2 separate regions of the Mus musculus genome follow, and region 1 is linked to region 2. The links are chromatin loops, found by intact Hi-C in ENCODE. Cell type or tissue: heart. All regions are shown on one strand. Links, peaks and the distances in the headings refer to the core of each region. The heading gives the core; the rest is flanking DNA. Region 1 has its middle 44 kb from the start of Slc35f5. Region 2 holds the start of Actr3 (ARP3 actin-related protein 3).

Region 1 (5,374 bases), core at 75-5,074, 81 kb after region 2:
GCGGCACTCGCTAACATTGTGGGCACTATAATGTAGGTGAAATGCATGCTCTATGGGACAGTGACAAGTGCCAGCAAGCAAGAAAAAGGAGGCAAGCGAAGGAAGGAGAGTTTGGGTGTGACAGTAACTGGGGCCAAGGACAGGCAAAGGTGGCCCTGCTGGAAGGGTGTGTTCAGGGAATTGAGCCCTGGAGATCACTGGGAGAAAGGCTAACCTTGTGGCACCTTGGGGACAGGCTTGCTTATGGTTCAGCTTGCGTGGTGTGTTGGAAGAAGGCTCATCTGGGGTGGTAATAGCAAGGGAAAGGCTGGAAGTCATGTGGATGTAGAGATCTCCAGAAGTCTCGGGTCTTACTGATCTGTGTAGCTTCTGCTTGAGTGTTTTAAACACACTAGTGGCACCATTGGACTGGCGCTGCCCACCTTAGAGCACACAGGGCTCACAGCACACAGAGCTGAAGGCAGGAAGCTACTGTGATGAGCACAGAGAGACTGTTGGCTTGGCCCAGGAAGGAAGGACTGACAGGAGAGCAGGAGTTACATCTGAGATACATTAAAAAAAAAAAAATACATCATTTGAACCTGGCAGTAGTGGCGCATGCCTTTAATCCCAGCACTCAAGAGGCAGAGGCAGCCGGGCGTGGTGGCGCACGCCTTTAATCCCAGCACTCAAGGGGCAGAGGCAGGCAGATTTCTGAGTTCAAGGCCAGCCTGGTCTACAAAGTGAGTTCCAGGACAGCCAGGGCTACACAGAGAAACCCTGTCTCGAAAGGCAAAGGCAAATAGATCTCTGAGTTTGAGGTCAACCTGGTTTACAGAGTGAGTTCCAGGACAGCCAGGGCTACACAGACAAACTCTTGTCTAGGAAAATACCAACACCCCCCCCACACACACACACAATATAATATATGTATGTATGTACATATATGTGTATGTATATATACATATATATACATATACGATTTGTTAAATTATTTACTGATTTATTTACGTATGGGCACGTATGCATGCATGTGTGTGTTCAGGCCATGGTGCACCTATTGAGACTAGAGCATAGAATTGGATGCTCTCCATTCACCATATGGATCCCAGAGATGGAACTCCATTTGCCAGATTTGGTAGCAACAGCCTTTACCTGCTAAGTCATCCCACTGGCCCCAGGATCCCCTTCCCTTCCCTTCCCTTCCCTTCCCTTCCCTTCCCTTCCCTTCCCTTCCCTTCCCTTGCCTTCCCTTCCCTTCCCTTCCCTTCCCTTCCCTTCCCTTCCCTTCCCTTCCCTTCCCTTCCCTTCCCTTGCCTTCCCTTCCCTTGCCTTCCCTTCCCTTCCCTTGCCTTCCCTTCCCTTGCCTTCCCTTCCCTCGCCTTCCCTCGCCTTCCCTCGCCTGCCCTCGCCTGCCCTCGCCTGCCCTCGCCTGCCCTCGCCTCCCCTCCCCTCCCCTCCCCTCCCCTCCCCCCTCCCTCCCTCCCTTCTCTCTTTCTTTCTCTCTCTCTCTCTCTCTCTCTCTCTCTCTCTCTCTCTCTCTCTTTCTTTCTTTCTTTCTCTCTTTCTTAAAAAGATTTGCCGGGTATGGTGGCGCATGCCTTTAATCCCAGCACTTGGGAGGTAGAGGCAGGTGGATTTCTGAGTTCGAGACCAGCCTGGTCTACAAAGTGAGGTCCAGGACAGCCAGGGCTATACAGAGAAACCCTGTCTCAAAAAAAGAAAAAAAAAAAGATTTATTATGTATGTATACATGCATAAGAGTACACTATAGTTGTCTTCAGACACACCAAAAGAATGCATTGGACTCCCTTACAAAAGGTTGTAGGTCACCACGTGGTTGGTAGGAATTGAACCCAGGACCTCTGGAAGAACAGTCAGTGTTCTTAACCTCTGAGTCATCTCTCTAGCTCTGGGGTCCATTTTTAATGTGTGCTGATTTTCCTTCACTGATTCTGAACACTTTGTTTTCTTCACGTTTTGAACTGTAACTGTTTTATGTGTGTTTCTAGCTCCCAACCTGTACATCTAAATCCTACAGTCTCCAAATAGGCCAATCAGCAACAAACCCTAACCATGAATTATACAGTATTTCAAGGAAATGAATATATTCCTCAAAACCCTCTACTACTCACTTTGCCTGATATCCTCCCTTCTTTACCTTTACTTTCTATTCAGACCTATAAACCAGGCTCCAGCAGACCACGTCCCTTGATGATTGACTTTCACCCAGTAACTTTCCTCCATAGTAATTATTACACTACGAGTCACTCGCTCAGATGTGTGATTATCTGTCTACTGTTATTCTTGCTCCTTTGATGTCTGAGATCCTTGAGGCTGGAGATTAACTGTGTTGTTTTTAACACCCTCAGCTTCCAGCTCAGCACTGTGCACATACCAGAGTTTAATAAGTAATGTTTAAAGAAGAAAAGAACCAAAGAAATATATATTCTTCTTTGTTCGTTTGTTTGCTTGCTTGAGACAGGGTTTCTCTGTGTCATAGAGTCCTGGCTGTTACAACTCTCTTTGTAGACCAGACTGGCTTGAATTCACAAATATGAACCCACCTCTACCTCCCAAATGCTGGGATTAAAGGCATGTACCACCTCACCCAGCTAGAAATATATATTCTAAGTCATTTTTAAATGGCTTATTTTTATTTATTTATATTCATTTGTGGGTGTGCTTGGGCCCACAAGTGCGGATGACTATAGAGACCAGCAGAGGGCGTCAGACTCATTGGACCAGAAGTTACAGGCAGTTGCAAGCCACCCAACAGGATTCTGGGAACTGAACTTCAAGAGCAATAAAAACTTGTAACTGTGGATCATCTCTCCAATGTTAATATGCATAATTTTAAAAGGATTTATATTTTTGTGCGTGCAAATGTTTGTACATGTGTGTGTGTGTATGCACAAATGCACCTATGGCAACTAGAAGATGGCTATTGAGGGTCCTCTGTCACTCTTGGCCTCTTCTGAGGCAGGCCTTTGTCTCAGCTAGGCTGAAAGCCAGTGGACCCCAACATCTGTCTGTCTCTGCCTCCCTTGGAGTTAGACTTACAGGTATTTGTATAAATACTGGCTCATTGTGTGGGTGCTAGAATTCAAACTCTGGTCCTCACAATTTTGCAGCAAGTGCTTTTAATTGCTGAGCCATGTCTCCAGCCCCGTCTCCTCCACCTTTAACTGTCCCATACCATCTTTCCATGGATGAAACACAATTAAGTGTCTTTATGTCTTATCTTTATATATCCAGGTTGTTTTGTGTTTTACTATGGTAAAAGATTCTCAAATGAACATAGTCATGGTTTCTGTGTGCACGCACATGTTTGTCCAGGTTCATGTACGTGCTTGTGGCTTCTGTGTGTATGTGTGTGCATGTGTGTCCAGGTGTATGCAAGTGAATGTGGAGGCCAGAGAACAACCTTTGGGTATCAGGTGCCACCTGTAATAATAATAATAATAATAAATAAATTTATTGTTGTTGTATATGGCATAATATTATATAATTATATATTAATCATATGTAATATGGTATGTATAATATACAATGTATCATGTATAATATTATCTATAATATTAATAGTGATTATAATTATTATTATTTAGAATGAGTCTCTTATTGACCTGGAATAACCCCAAGTAGGTTAGGCTGGCTGAGTATCTCAGGAATCTACCCTTCTCTGCCTCACTGGTGCTGGGAATACAGTAATGTAAGTGAGTGCCAACACTCCTGAGCTTTCTCTTTCTTTCACTCTTTTCTCTCTTTCTTTCCTCCTTTCCTCCCTGCCTCCTCTCTTTCTCTCTTTCTCTCTCTTTCTTTCTTTGTTTCTTTCTTTCTTTCTTCCTCCTTCCTCTCTTTTTCTCTCTCTTTCTCTCTCTCTCTTTCTCTCTCTTTCTCTCTCTCTTTCTTTCTCTCTTTCTTTCTCTCTTTCTTTCTCTCTTTCTTTCTCTCTTTCTTTCTCTCTCTCTCTCTCTCTCTCTCTCTCTCTCTCTCTCTCTCTCTCTCTCTCTTTCTTTCTTTCTTTCTTTCTTTCTTTCTCCTGAGTACTTTGACCAAACTCAGTTCCTCAGTTTGCAAGGCAAGTGATTTCCCAACTGAGCCAGCCCAGTCAAATTGTGTCTTTTATTTGGTTTGCATCCCTAGATAGAACTGAAATTAATGGCTATTTAGGGGAGTTCCTATTATTAAATATGTCAGCTTTCCATTGCTGTGACAAATTGCCTCAGGTAAAACTTAGAGGGGGAAAGATTTGTTTTGGATCACAATTTCAAAGGTTTCACTCCAAGCCTTTGGTTTGAGGACAGGAACTTGGCCATGAATGTTGACAGAACCCACGGCTTTAAGAAGGGCAATGAGGTCATTGTGTTGACCCAGTAGCATCCTGGCTCTGGGTGCATCAACACTGATCATAGAGCCTGTGCCTTGTTTGTCTCCTGGAACCCTTCCCTTCCTATCCTAGGCCAGCAACACTTGTAGTGTTGTCTCTGGGCCACGGTGTGGTGCTAGTGGGCTGGGGCATCATGGGAAATGAATACCTCTAAAAAACGTGCAGTAGAGCCAGGCTGTGCCTCCTGTAGTTCTACCTGAGCCAGGACAGAAGGACGAATGCAGGACTGGAAACCCTCTGACTTTATCACAAGAGGGCAGCAACAACCCTGTGTACTTTGTTCCTGTACAGGGTTGACCATAGAACTGTCAGCCCCACCCAGGAACCAGGAAACAGCTAGCTAGAGTAGGAGCTTAGGGCAACGGGCCAAGGTTCCAGAGTAGATAACCTTTGCCCTTGTTCTGACTTGCTTTCCCAATATCCTTAACCACCCTAACTCTTCTTTGTACACTGAGCTCTTCTGTTCCAGGACGCCAGCCACTCAGCTGTCTCTGCAGACAAACCCTCAGCCCTGGTCCACCATCCATTCTCCCTGTTCCCACAGCTATCACCAGGCCTGTCGCTGTCAAGCCCACCTGTGTGTCCATAGACACCAGCTGATAAATATCAGCAAGGCCATCACCTCGAGGAAGCCAGGATGCAGAGACAATGGGAGAGCAGGGGGCTGAGAACAAGTTATTACAATCTGTGAGGGTATATCCTCAAGGCCATGGTCCTTTTAAGTAGGTCTCACCTCCTGCTTCTATCACTTCTCACTATCCAATCAAATTATAAACCCAAGTCAGTAGATTCACTCATTGATGACATCAGTTAGTCAGGTTCTCCCTAACCCAATCACCTGGCAACTAACCAAGGGTTAGCACATGGCCTTTGGGGGTAAATTTAGATCTAAACTGGACCAGCATGGTAGTACACGTGTTTAATTCCAGCACTTGGGATATACTTTTAGGGACAAAACTATAGTACAAAAAGTTACAGACTAGATGTTAAATGCCTCCTGTA
Region 2 (5,374 bases), core at 326-5,325:
ATGGTGCTGGGGCGGGGGAGGGGGCCACAAACTAAAGGGACACCTTTTGCGTTTGGGAAACAAGTTATTTCAGATGTAAAACTCCCTGCCAGTCATTCTTGTACATGCTATTTATCTTGGGCACTGAGAGAAGACTTTCCTAACAAAGCTCAAGTATGACTTTCTAAGTTGTTATCTTGAATAGCCAAACAAACATGGGGGTAAACACACACACGCGCGCGCGCGCTTCAGAAGCAAAATAAAGAAAAATTGGGAAATCCAGACTGTGAGCAAAGGTAAAAATACTGAACAGAGAATGTGACTTTAATCATTTTCATCCATATATAAATAAATGACTGTCCAGCTAAGCTCTCCTTGTAAGGTGAGATCAATATAGTAATGTAATGATTTAGTAATTGAGATATGACACAGAAATAGCCTAGGTATAAGTTGTACCACTTTTCCTGGCCACTCCAAATGTGTTCTTAATTCAAGGTTGCCCTTTAAGAAAAAAGGTCACTTAGGGACAATTAAGTTCAAGTACCAAATACTATTCATTCAAAAATAACCAAAACTGCATTCCAAAAGAGGAAAATAGATACATAAAAAGAATAAAAAGACAAATCCTACTTAAGCAGCCATGGCATTATTTATAAGGTGATCAGTGACTATGTGGTTCTACTGACAGTGATTTCTAAAGCATGAAAGTACAACATAGCACTATCTGTCACTTCAATACAATACACTTGAAAAGTCCTATTCACTCTGGCTAATTCTAATTTTTAAAATGGCTCTAACATCCAACAACTGATCAATTAAACTACAAAAGGATAAACTTAAACACATACACAGAAACACTTCAGGGAGGTGACACTGGATTAAAAGAAAACCTAACTTTAATAAAATGTCAACTAAGAAAATACATAGAAATTCCAAGACTAGACTAGTGTTTTCCAAGAAAAAAAAAGTTTTCTGTTGTTTCCAGCTGCCTGACAAAATTACAAATAAAGGCAGAAGAGTTTTAACTAGTGTGGAGGGAAAGAAAAGGCATCGCTTAAATAACTGTGGTAGGGAGAATAAGAGGAAAAAGGTTGGCAACTATCCTCAAAACCACTGATGTATTTGGGGGATTCGAGATCAGACAGGCCTCTTCCTCCACCAAGGATTTCAACGTAGAACATAAAAAAATGTACAGTCTTCTCTCTAGGTCACTACCCAGAGCAAGTTGTAACTCTTGACAAGGTTCATTAATACAAAACCACTACTTTAAAGTCATTTTAGTCAACCACACTACTATCAGAAACAATTACTTTAAATCAAACACATTCCTTTATACCCCCTTTCAGTTTTCAAGACACAGTCACAAAACGAACGTGAACAAACGTTTAGGTTCCAGGGTGCGTCCCTTCTCTCCCCTCTGTCTCCCTCCGTGGACACACAAGAACATTTTTTTTTCTAGTTCAGACATATTGATACCTACCACTCATAATGTACTCTTTATGCAACCTGCTTAATTTTGAAAGTTCTAATAAGACGTGGTAACGTTCGAGACGAAAAACTACCTTATAAGGCTATAAAAGACGGAAAGCAGGAAGCGGCTTTGACAAAACTAAGGAAGTTGCAGCGCGCTTGCTCACCAAGGGACTTTTTTGAGGCAAGAGCTATAACCCCCGTGAGATCCTCCTCGCTGGAACTGACTTGGTTCAATGGGTAGTGGGAGATGGCTACGAATGGGTGTGGGCGGAAACCAGGCGGCGCGTGGGTCCGCTGCAAAAGCCCCCCATGCTAGCTTCCCATTTTCACAGCCTGGTTCGTCGCTCTCCCCACCCACACGCCCTAAGAGATCGAGAGTTGTCACCGCGATCTTGCAAAATCTGCAAGGAGCGCTTCTCTCTCTCTCTCTCTCTCTCTCTCTCTCTCTCTCTCTCTCTCTCTCTCTCTCTCTCTCTCTTTTCCTTGCTCCTAGGTCTGGAGGTCCTCGGTGGGTGCCCTGCTTCACAGGCAGCAAAGGGGAGAGAAGGGAAAGGACAGCCAGGTGGGCCAGACGGCCTCCTCGGAAAGGAAGGGCCTGGAAAAGATCTCTGTCCCGGGAGGCTCCCGGCACCACCCCTCGCCAGTCTGGCCGGCTCCCCCCATTCATCTCCCTCCTCCGCCCGTCCCCGGCCTCAGTCTCCCCCACCCCGAAGACCCGCCGTACCCCGTGCCACAGTCCACCACACAGGCCGGCAGCCGTCCCGCCATCTTCCTCCTCGCCCGCCGCTGCCGTCCGTTCCGTGCTGCTGAGAGGCCGGGGAGCTAGAGATGGGAGCTGGCTGACCATGCACCGGCCCGGGCCGCCCTCGGTCGGGAGGGAGGGAGGAAGGGAGGGAGCTGTGGGAAGCCCGAGCAGGAGCGAGTGAGCAGTCGGCTAGTACTTCCGCAAGCCCAGCAGGCTGGCCGGCCGGCAGGCTGGCTGTCCCCGCCCTACCCTGCCGCGGCCTCCTCCTCTACCCCTCCGCTCTCCGCCCTCCTCCTCCTCCTCCTCGCTCCCGCCCCCACCCTACAACTTCTTCCCCCTCGCACTGCCTTTCCGCGGGGAGCCAAGATGGCCGCCGCTGCCGACGCCCCGGCCAGGCCAGGCCCCAGGCCGCGATCGCTCCCACTTCCGGTTCCGGGTGGGAGGAGCGAGCACGCGCGCGCGTGCGTGCGATGTACTGTGCGGCCGCCCGGCCCCGGCTCCCTTCCGGATAGCCAGAAAGTCCACTTTGGGTTTTCAAATAGCTGGAAGCCCAGAAGCCAAGCTGAGCTTGAAGGGGGTCCAGAAGCGGCTACGCATGCGCAGTGGCGCGCAGCTGTGGGTCGCGGCTCCGCTTCCGACTTGCGAAGATTCCAGTTCGCATTTTCTGGCCGGTGGCAGCCCAGAAGTCAGGCAGTTATTTAGTTAGGAAGCTGGCTTTTGGTGGTGGTGGGTGTTGAGTGTGTTTCTTCTCTGCTAACTTGAGCCATGGGCAGGAGGCTTTCTACTGTGGGGTGAAGGGCTAATTGGAAACGTGGTCAGCGGCATGTCCCCATAATCGCTGTAGGTGAGCAGTCAGAAAAGGGATGTGTCCTGAGATTTATGTCAGTTATACTATTGCATTGTAGTTTGCAAGCTCCCCAAAATGGTGGGCCTTTGCTTTTAAGACAGGCAAGGATCCAAGACGTTAGGTTGAACAATAACAAACCCACCTTCTTCAGGGTTTGGGGATTCCTGTGTGTCTTCCAAGAAAGGCAAGTGTTGGATCAGTGACATGGCTTAGCAGGTAAAGATGCTTGCACTCACTAACCTGAGTTTGAGCCCTTGGAGATCCACATGCTGGAAGGAATGAAAAGACCCCCACAAGTTGTTCTTTGATTTTGCGCACATCCTCCCCCTCATAAGAAAATATAAAACAAAAATTAAAAAATCAAGTTTCCCAGAGGTTATGCTCTACATAGCCTGTACAAATGGCCTTTATTTGGGTTTTGGGGTGATGATAAACTTCTTTCAAGAGTAGTGAGATTATCTCCGGCCTTTAAGAAAGGCCAGTGTCCCAGAGGTTGTGTTCTACAAAATAGACTCTGTGCAGGTGGCCTCTATTCCGGTTGAAGTGACAATGAATTTCCTTCTGTGGAGTGCTGTTAACGTGATACCAACTTTTTCTAGTTGGAAAAAAAAAGAAAAAGAAAAAGAAAGAAAGATGAGAAAAAGATATGTATTTTTTTACATCACAGACTTAAAAAGTAATACTTTTAAAACTTGAATACATCAGAGTAACATAGAAAGCTTAAAGTATGTTGCTGGGTCATCTCCCAGGGGATTAGGCAAAATCAATGTGCAGTAGAACCTGAGAATTTACTTTCTCATCAGCAGGAACCTGGAAAGTTAATAGCTTTCCTTCCCAACAGGCTTGTCTTTTATTTATTCTTTAGCAATCCCATACATGTAAATGCTATATCTTGATTGAATTTACCCAGAACCTTCTCTCTGGCTCCCCTGGATATCCCAATGTATTCCTCCTCCTCCTCCTCCTCCTCCTCCTCCTCCTCCTCCTCCTCCTCCTCCTCCTCCTTTTCTCCTCTTCCTCTTCTTCCTCTTCTTCCTCCTCCCTTCCTGTCCCCTCTGATTTTCATTTATTTTTTGGTAATCTCCTGAATCCAGTCAGTTTGGTTGAAATGCTGACTGATCTTGGCTAGATCTTCAGGAAACTATAACTGCAAAATCTGTGTCATGTCCAGAAGACAGCATCTTCTATGCACCCCCATCCCCTCCTCCATGATGCTCCCCGAGCTTTGTGGAGTGGTGAGGGTCTGCATAGATGGACCATCTAAGGCTGATGGTCAGTAGTCACCTACCCTCAGCATGATATGTGTAGAAATATCAGTGTTTACAAGGTAATATTACAACAGGTCTATTGAGTAGGGCAACAGGTTTCCCTATACAGCCTGTGACGGCCTAAACCATGGGAGGTTTGGACAGGTTTAGCATAATCTGCCTAAATTCCCTTCTGAAGAGCAGGCCTCATCCAAAAGTGTTTGGTCACCCCCATACCCCCTGTGCCATACTGTACTGGAGAGCATATTTTGAGCAGGCTAATCTAGGTTTGCTTATATGAGACCATAATAATACATTAAGAAAAGATGTGTTATTCAATGCAGAAAATTCTGTTATCAGGTTAGGTAAGCTGACCTGAGGGGTAAAATACCGACTTTTCTCTTATTAATGTTAGTCATTTGGTGAAAAGTATTTTCACCAGCTCTGTGTGGCAGAGACTATATTGATCCTTAATATAGTGGGGCAAAGAATAGATAAGGGGTGTGGGATCAGAGTTCTGCCTGTGAGTAGAGAAACAGATTGTATTAAGAGCCACAGAAAAGTGCTGAGAACTGTGAGAAACAGGTGAAGAGTTGGCAAACAGCAGAGCAGACACACTTGAACAAGATAAGTGGCTCTGCCACAGAGTAAGAAACAGAGGAAGGAAGGGAGGGGGGTTCCCGAGAAGAGAAGAAGGTGCATGTGTCCAGGACCTGACTTGAGGCAGGCCTGGGGGAGGGGAATCTGACCTCTTCCCTTCAGTGGTTAAAATGAAGACAGCCAAAGAGGATGTGATGAAAAACGAACCCTGAGAAAGAGGGTGGTTCAGAAATGTGTAGCTACCTCTAAGCATACTCAAGTTTATCCTAAAGCAACTTGGAACGTATCAAAAGAGCTAGGGGGAAAAAAAAAGTTTTGGCTGTAAGAACTGAACTTTCTGGAAAGAATAGCATCTTACATGGAACCTTCTGGAAGGCTGGTTAACTAATTAGAACTTCACTGACTGTAAGGTTGGAAGGTAATTACAATTTACTTGGGGCTATCTTTAGCCCCCTATATAGCCATTCCTTTGCCCATGCCTGG

The links. Peaks named below come from ENCODE experiments on the same cell type or tissue, not always from the same donor. Only the 100,000 strongest peaks of a DNase experiment are listed, where the experiment ranks them.
Region 1: it touches region 2 in a loop (5-fold over the local background); 4 of 42 quality-filtered maps call a loop at or near these places.

The regions. Positions count from the first base shown.
Region 1 is chr1:125,514,766-125,520,139 of GRCm38, forward strand. No RefSeq gene overlaps it. Among named protein-coding and RNA genes, the nearest start is that of Slc35f5, 44 kb to the right of the region's middle. In heart, for the core only: CTCF peaks have their summits at 2,695 (motif pointing right) and 4,543; a DNase peak (open chromatin) is centred at 4,666.
Region 2 is chr1:125,433,109-125,438,482 of GRCm38, forward strand. Actr3 (ARP3 actin-related protein 3) reads right to left here and starts at 2,619. Exons shown (of 12, transcript NM_023735.2): 1 at 2,177-2,619. The coding sequence starts at 2,220. In heart, for the core only: no CTCF peak of the experiment used is centred there; DNase peaks (open chromatin) are centred at 1,693 and 2,693; H3K4me3 peaks cover 3,278 bases; H3K27ac peaks cover 2,987 bases.